2 separate regions of the Homo sapiens genome follow, and region 2 is linked to region 1. The links are chromatin contacts, found by Hi-C in ENCODE. All regions are on one chromosome and are shown on one strand. The core of a region is the stretch at or near the end of the contact, and the rest is flanking DNA. Distances in the headings are between cores, read along the strand shown.

Region 1 (3,829 bases), core at 709-3,208:
TTAAAAAAAATTGTCCATATTAAGTGTTGACGAGGTGGAGAACAAACTAGAATTATATGCTCCTGATGTGAATGTAAAATAGTACTACTTTAGAAAGATGGCAGTTTCTAAAAACTTAAACATATACTTGCCGGGTGCAGTGGCTTATGCCTGTAATCCCAGCACTTTGGGAGGTCAAAGTGGGCAGATCACGAGCTTAGGAGTTCAAGACCAGCCTGACCAACATGGTGAAACCCCGTCTCTACTAAAAATACAAAAACTAGTCAGGTGTGATGGCGCGTTGCCTGTAATCCCAGCTACTCAGGAGCCTGAGGCAGGAGAATCTCTTGATCCCAGGAGGCAGAGGTTGCAGTGATCCGAGATCACGCCATTGCACTCCAGCCCGGGCGACAGAGCAAGACTCCATCTCAAACAAACAACAAACAAACAAACACACCTATCGTATAACCCAAATATTTCACTCCTAAGTATTTAAGAGCAAAGGAAGTATATGTCCACATGAAGACTTATACACAAATGCTCATAGTGGCTTTATTTGTAATAACTGAGAACTTGGAACAACTCAAATGTCTATCAGCAGATGAATAGTTTATCAAACTGTGGTATATCAGTAAAATGGAACGAATGTTAAGCAATAAAAAAGGAATGAACTACTGATACATGCAACAACATGAATCCATCTCAAAATCATTTCGTTGAGTGAAAGAAGGCATGCACTGTATTATTTCATTTATATAAAATTCCATGAAAAGCAAACTATAGTGACAGAAAGCAGATCAGTGGTTGCCTGAAAAGTGGGTGGGAACAGTGAAAGGCACAGATAGCAAAAGTTCACGAGGAAACTTTTAGAGGCTTTGATATGCTCATTATGATTTTGGCAATAGTTTCACAAATGTATGTTCATGTCAAAACGCATCAAATTTTACAACCTAAATATGTGTGGGTTATTGTATGTGAATTATTTTTATTATTATTTTATTTTTATTTTTTGAGGCTAGTCTCGCTCTGTCACCAAGCTGGAGTGCAATGGCGCAATCTCGGCTCACTGCAACCTCCGCCTCCCAGCTTCAAGTGATTATTCTCCTGAATCCGAGTAGCTGGAACTACAGGCGCGCGCCACCACGCCCGGCTAAATTTTGTTTTTTAGTAGAGATGGGTTTTCACCATGTTAGCCAGGCTGGTCTCAAACTCCTGACCTCAGGCAATCGGCCAGCTTCAGCCTCCCAAAACGCTGGGATTACAGGCGTGACTACCGCGCCTGGCTGGGTTATTGTATGTCAATTTTTACCTCCATAAAACTGTTAAGGCCTGTAATCCCTGCACTTTGGGACCCTGAGGCAGGCGGATTACCTAAAGTTGGTGAGTTCGAGACCAGCCTGACCAATACGGAGAAACCCTGTGTCTACTAAAAATACAAAAATTAGCTGTGCATGGTGGCGCATGCCTGTAATCCCAACAACACGGGAGGCTGAGGCAGGAGAATCGCTTGAACCCGGGAGGCAGAGGTTGCTGTGAGCCGAGATTGCACCATTGCATTGCAGCCTGGGCAACAAGAGCGAAACTCCGTCTCAAAAAAAACAAAACTAAACTAAAACACTGTTAAGGGCAGTTAAAACCCAGCCCATATTCCCAGGCTGTTTTTTTTGTTTTGTTTTGTTTTTTCTTTAGGGTTGAAAAAAAACTAAATCCCCATTCACCGCACACGGCACTCTTCACTAACCACGAGAAACCCCACCCAACACCATCCACCGGGTCCCTCCCTTGCCCTCCTAATCCCGCCAGCGAGGTGTCTTCTCTCTGCCGCCCGCTAGAGGGCGTGTACAGAGGAGGTCAAAGCTCTTGGCTCGCTAGCTCAGCCCCAACGCCTGCATGAACTTCCGGCTACACGCCATTCCGCTTCCCGAGGAACGCTTGGGCTGTTGTACGGGTTCCCTACGGGACTCTGAAGGCTGAGGATATCCGGCCCGGAGCGTTTGTGCGGCGCGGAGTTAAGCGCCCCGGCAGTAACTTAAGGGAAGTGGACCAGGGTTGCCGCTGCCCAGAGCGGTCCTTTAGTTTCCACTGGAGTGGAGGGAAGAGTGCTGCCATGGCAGCCCCTGCGCAGCCCAAGAAGATCGTGGCCCCTACGGTGTCCCAAATCAATGCGGAGTTCGTGACCCAGGTGAGCTCGGGCGAGTCTGGTGTGTGTGAGTGGGTATGGACGTCGTGGCCCCGAGGCCTGGTGGTGGGGTTTTTTTTCAGGATTTAGGAGTCCGGAGGAGGCATTCGTTTGTTAATTGATTCACACACGTCTTTTTACTGAGTATCAGCTCCGTGCCGGCCACTATGCTAGGTGCTGGGCATACCGTGGTGAAAGAAGCTGCCCTGCCCTGGGGAGTTCATGGCCCAAGGAAGACAGACGCATGAAAATAAAACTACTGTATGAGTTTTGCTGTGTTGGAGTTTGTCTCAGGAGCAATGGATTCAGAGAGGAGGGAACACCCCAGTCTATCTGAGACTGGCAAGTAGGCTTCGCAGCAGAGTGATGCTGGACTGCCTCTTCAAGTAGGAGTAGGCTTTTTCCTGGTCCTTAGAGTGTCCTGAGTTTTTGAGCAGCGATGAGAAACTGACAAGACACCTCCAAATAGACCTATCTAAAAACAGAGTAATTCTGTAGTTTGAGAGCGTTCATTTAGAATCTGTTTACTATCTTGCATTGTGAGCCACAGTTGGCTTTGGATAGGGAACCACAGTCCTGTGGTTGTCAGCATCATTCCTCATTCTTATTATTTATTTGTGAATTGCATAAGAGTGTAAGTAGTTCAATGTAGAAGTTATCATGCCCACCTGCTTCTTTATTCTTTATTCCTTGTCTCAACAGATTTGCCAGGGCAGAAGCCTAGGGAGTGATTTTGAATCCTCCCTTTCCCTTAGTCCCTACATTTCTACATTCTAAATATCTTTTGAATCTATCTGGTGTTCTACATCTCTGTCACCCTAAGCTTGGTTGCCATTGTTTTCTGCCTGGACCAAGGTATCGTAATCTGTTATATTGTCCTTCCTCTTGCTCTGCTCTAGCCCATTCTTCATGTTGCTTTCCGAGTGATTTCATACAAGTGCAAATCTCATCATATCACTTGCCTTCTTAAAATTTCTGCCTTCCGGCCGGGCGCAGGGGCTCACGCCTGTAATCCCAGCACTTTGGGAGGCCGAGGCGGGCGGATCACGAGGTCAGGAGATCGAGACCATCCTGGCTAACACGGTGAAACCCCGTCTCTACTAAAAATAAAAAGAAAAAAAATTAGCCGGGCATGGTGGCAGGTGCCTTTGGTCCCAGCTACTCGGGAGGCTGAGGCAGGAGAATGGCGTGAACCCGGGAGGCGGAGCTTGCAGTGAGCCGAGATCGCGCCACTGCACTCCAGCCTGGGCAACAGTGCGAGACTCCGTCTCAAAAAAAAAAAAAAATCTCTTCCTTCCTTTCCTTCCTTTTCTTCTTTCAAGATAGGGTCTCACTATGTTGGCTGGGCTCCAGTGAGCCTTCCACCTCAGCCTCCCTTGTAGCTAGGACTACAGGGACTACACTAAGGCTGGCTGTCCTTAAAATCTTCAGCCGGGCGCGATGGCTCATGCCTGTAATCCCAGCACTTTGGGAGGCCGTGGCAGGTCGATCACCTGAGGTCGGGAGTTCGAGACCAGCCTGACCAACATGGAGAAACCCTGTCTCTACTAAAAATACAAAAGTAGGCAGGCTTGGTGGTGCATGCCTGTAATCCCAGCTACTCGGGAGGCTGAGGCAGGAGAATTGCTTGAACCCGGGAGGCGGAGGTTGCAATGAGCCAAGATCGCACCA
Region 2 (3,947 bases), core at 1,386-3,885, 3.3 Mb before region 1:
GAAGAGTTTACCAAAATATTATGCTAAATATTATTATCGCCCTGCCCAAACTTAAAAAGTATTACAAAGCTCCTAGGGAATAATTTATTAATAAAGCAGGATAAATTTGTGAAAAAACGATTTTAAAAGTCTGGGTGAGTGAGATAATTTCCAAGTTGTCCCATACTAAGTACATTTAGATGAAAAAAAAATATTTAAAGCAATCCTCTCACTGAAGATTGCCATCGGTGTTTCAAATATCAACATCTTGGGGATTAAATCACTGGGAGTATTTTCTCAATTTACTGTAATAGCAGTGGAACGCACTATCACTATACAAAAAAACCTGTTGTCTCAATTTATTTATGGCAAGTATTTAAAAAAATGGCCATTTAGAAAAAATATATTTTACTTGTGTTAATTCACATTCCATCATCTGCTTTTTTTATTAGCTGCAACCAGAAGGAAACAAGGAGATATTCACTGCTTTAAGAAAAAAATTAAACTGGTAAGAAGTCTTTTCCCATCTCTAAAAGAAAACTTAACATTTTTAATCCAAACTTTTTGAAAGATACCAATAAAAGTTACCGTCATTCGGTTCAGCATTTTTAGCAGTTCTTCTCCTAAATAACCATTATCTGAGATAGACTTCTTGATCTCCCTCAAAGTAGGTCTAATCTGCAGAAGGCAGGGAGAGACTGTACTGCACTCTGAATGGACAGCCAGGTATTTTATGAATGGAGGCGATCACGTGATCCCAGCACCTCCCCGAACTGATATTTCCCACATAACTGTGTCAACATTCTCAGAACAGGGGTAGTTGTTTGTGTGTGCGTATGTTTTTAAATTTAACCTAAAATTTCACATTCTTCTTACCTTCTGAACTCAAAAATCTACACACAGACAAATAAGCCGCGAATTTTTTTTCTTGGGAAATCCTTTCAAGATGTCCAAGGTGATGGATGTTTAATTATTTTTTTTATGAATGAAGAGTGTGCTATGCAAATGAGGGCGATTCACAAAAAGAGACAGAACATGGCTGCCACTTCTGCTTCTACACTGCACTGACACTGCAGCAATGTACCTCCTTCTACACCCGCTCAGCAGAAGCGTGTGTTTTGGGGTGGGGAGGGAGTAAGGGAGGAGGAAATGTTGTTTGGCCTTTCTCTAGCTATTTTACGTTAAACAGGACTCGGTACAGACTTTAAAAAGTTATTTCAAAAAGGTCTGACTTTAGTAATGCACTGTATTTAAAGGAATGCATCCAAATGACTAAGTCCTAACTCACTTAACTCTTTCCAACCCTCCGAAGATAAACAAAAGTTGAACTTAATTACAAGAAAACGGATGCTAATATTCTGCTTGGAATTAAATCCCTTCTCAATAGAAAAGTGTTGCCAACCATTATTTCTCCACGCAGCTGTCACGTTAAAGCAAAACATTTAAAAGACGAAGTATTTCGTTTGGAAAGCAAGGAGAAAGCCCAAATAAGCTAAAACTTAAACCGGAATGCTCTAAAAGTTAATGAAATCACCAACATATTCAGCAATGTAAATTCGGTTACATCAACGTAAATCATGTGTTTTCACATAGCTGAAAGGTAAAAATTAGCATTCAAAATTCTTCTCCGTTCCTGAAGACACGTCCAATATTCACAAAGGTAAACTCTAGCTCAACATCGCCCACACTCCAGGTGTCCTTAATCCTATTAAATTCTAAAAATGTTTCCCTAACCCTATTTTTTACAAGAATCTTACAGGTCATAAGTTTAAAAGGGGGAGGGGGGAGAGGGTGAAGGCTTAATCGGTATTTAAGAGTCACTGACTCATCGAATTAAGATTCAAGAGCAGTTTGCTGCAGGAGGTGCTCCCACACATTAGTTTCCAAGTGAAACAGCTATAAAGGAAGTAGGATGGATACTGAAGGTATGGTGACTGGTATGTGAGTGAAAAAGGACGGGACAGGGGTCTCACAGGCAAAGGGGTAGTTTCTACTCCACTTCCATCCATCCACATTATTCCCTCTCATAGACGTACAATTGCCATCCTCTCCCAACACTTAATCCCCTACCCCAAAAGAAAGCAGCTAAATGTGGGAGGATGGGGAGGGGTGCTGCCACTAAAAATGGCTAAAGAAATCAGCTATCTCCAGAAGATGCACCGAACTCTCCAGGGTCGCAAGCTTTCCGGCACCCAAGTTTCGGATGGGTCTGGGGGAGAGCCGAGGGCGGATAGGGGGAGGGGGATTAGCAATCGAGATCAATGAGGCGCTTACTCGTTGTCAGAAGTCGCCGTCTCCTCGCTCATCTTTCCCTCACCGTGATCCGATCTGGAGATGGAGGAGCAACAGCAGGCGGGGGAGCAACAGCAGCACCGAGGGGCAGGAGGCAGCGGCGGCCGGGGGGGCGCGGGGGCAGCGGCACAGGGGCCTCACCATGGTGGATGCCTCACCCAGAACGGTACCCCCCCAGCCGGGAACCCCGGCCACCCCCGCAGGGGGGTGGCGGCAGCAACCTCCGCCGTGGCGACCCCAGCCTCTTCCCCCGCCTCAGTGCCCAGCCAAGGGATCCGAGGAGGCCCGGTGGAAAGGGAAAAAGAGAGGGGCTGCAAAGGCTGACTGGAGAGCTGCTCCTCCAGCCACTGGGGTGGAGCGCAGCGGGGTCCGGCCAGGAAGGAGTCGGCGGGCGGAGAACCCGGGAGCAGAGGCGGCGCTTCCCTCAGGGATGCGGCGAGGAGGAAGCAGAGCTCCGCTCGGTGGGGGCCGGCGGGGGGGTGCCGAGCCCAGGCTCCGGGCAGCGGCGGCGCGGTCCTGCCGGAGCCCACCCCACCATCTCCCGCCTCGCCGCCGGCTGCCCCTCAACCCCCGGCGGCGTCTGGGTCGGTCCTCAGGCGCCGGCAGAGCAGGGCTAGGGGCCCCGCGGCGGCGGATTCCTCCAGACACGCTCCAGCCGGGACTCCTCCTCAGGGGGGTGGAGGGGGCGGCGGGGAGCGTGTGAGGCGAGGGGCAGGCAAACCGATCGTTCCCACCCGGCCGGAGAAGAGCGGGCGGGCCCGGGTCCGGGGGGCAGGATCCCGAGAAGCGGCGGGAGAGGACAAGAGCGGCTGCAGGTTCCCCGCCAGCCAGTGCCCACCAGCAGCTCAGCGGGCCAGCTCCTCACGCCCGAGAGAGGGGAGCCGCGAGGGGGGCGGCGGAAGCGCTCACGCCGCCCGCTCCTTCCGCCGCCGCAGCCGCTGCCCGAACCGGGGGCGCCCGCGAGAGAAGGAGGCGAAGTAGTCCCTCGCGACTTCTCCCGGCCGCCCGCTTTCCCCGGAGGCCAGAGCGGGCGCGGGGTGGGGCTGCCGAGCGGGGTGCCCAGGCTGTGAGGGTGTGTGGGTAGGACTAAAAGCCGCGGCCTCCGGGCGAATCACTGCAACTCGAAGTCATGTGCAGCATAGCAAGTTTCAGGAAAGTAGTTCCCTCCTCCCTTCATTTCCCAAATCGTTGTCGAGCCACTTAGCGGAGAAAGGGGGAGGGAGGCGGAGGGATATCCTCCCTGCACCGTGCTCGGTGTGCGTGCGCGCGCTCCAAACTCTTGGCACGCCGCGAAAGGGGGCGGGGGTGGGAGCTGCGAGGGGAGCTGCTAGGGAGGTTGCATTGTTGTGGCGCGTTACTCCCCGTTACTCTGCTTGGAATATCCGGGTTGCTTGAACGAAGAGGCTAGAAAGACAGTGTGCTCAGAGGGGAAATCTGGAGGCTACTCTCTTCTGCCGTGTGTGTGTGTGTGTGTGTGTGTGTGTGTGTGTGTGTGTGTGTGTTTTCTTTGCAGAGCAAAGAATGGAACTGGCATGAGTTCATCTTTAGTTAGTGGGGGTTAGAAGCAGGGACTGCAAAGAGAGCTCCTCCTGCTGTCCCCCTGGTTGCACTGCTGCAGTCCCCTAGCTGCATGCACGAAGTGTATGTGTGTGTGTGTGTGTGTGTGTGTGTGTGTG

Evidence for each region. A loop is a pair of places that touch in the nucleus more often than their neighbours do. Pooled maps may share reads with other maps.
Region 2: a pooled map shows a loop between it and region 1 (8-fold over the local background). The contact joins the promoter of SPRED1 here to the promoter of AQR in region 1. A Hi-C loop is called at or near these places in 7 of 50 pooled maps.

What each region holds. Positions count from the first base shown.
Region 1 is chr15:34,967,871-34,971,699 of GRCh38, reverse strand. AQR (aquarius intron-binding spliceosomal factor) reads left to right here and starts at 1,958. Exons shown (of 35, transcript NM_014691.3): 1 at 1,958-2,161. The coding sequence starts at 2,087. RefSeq lists enhancers at 1,855-1,964, 2,015-2,164, 3,333-3,829.
Region 2 is chr15:38,251,524-38,255,470 of GRCh38, reverse strand. SPRED1 (sprouty related EVH1 domain containing 1) reads right to left here and starts at 2,635. Exons shown (of 7, transcript NM_152594.3): 1 at 2,254-2,635. The coding sequence starts at 2,285. RefSeq lists silencers at 2,426-2,475, 2,486-2,545, 2,726-2,825, 2,926-2,975, 2,986-3,285 and 1 more.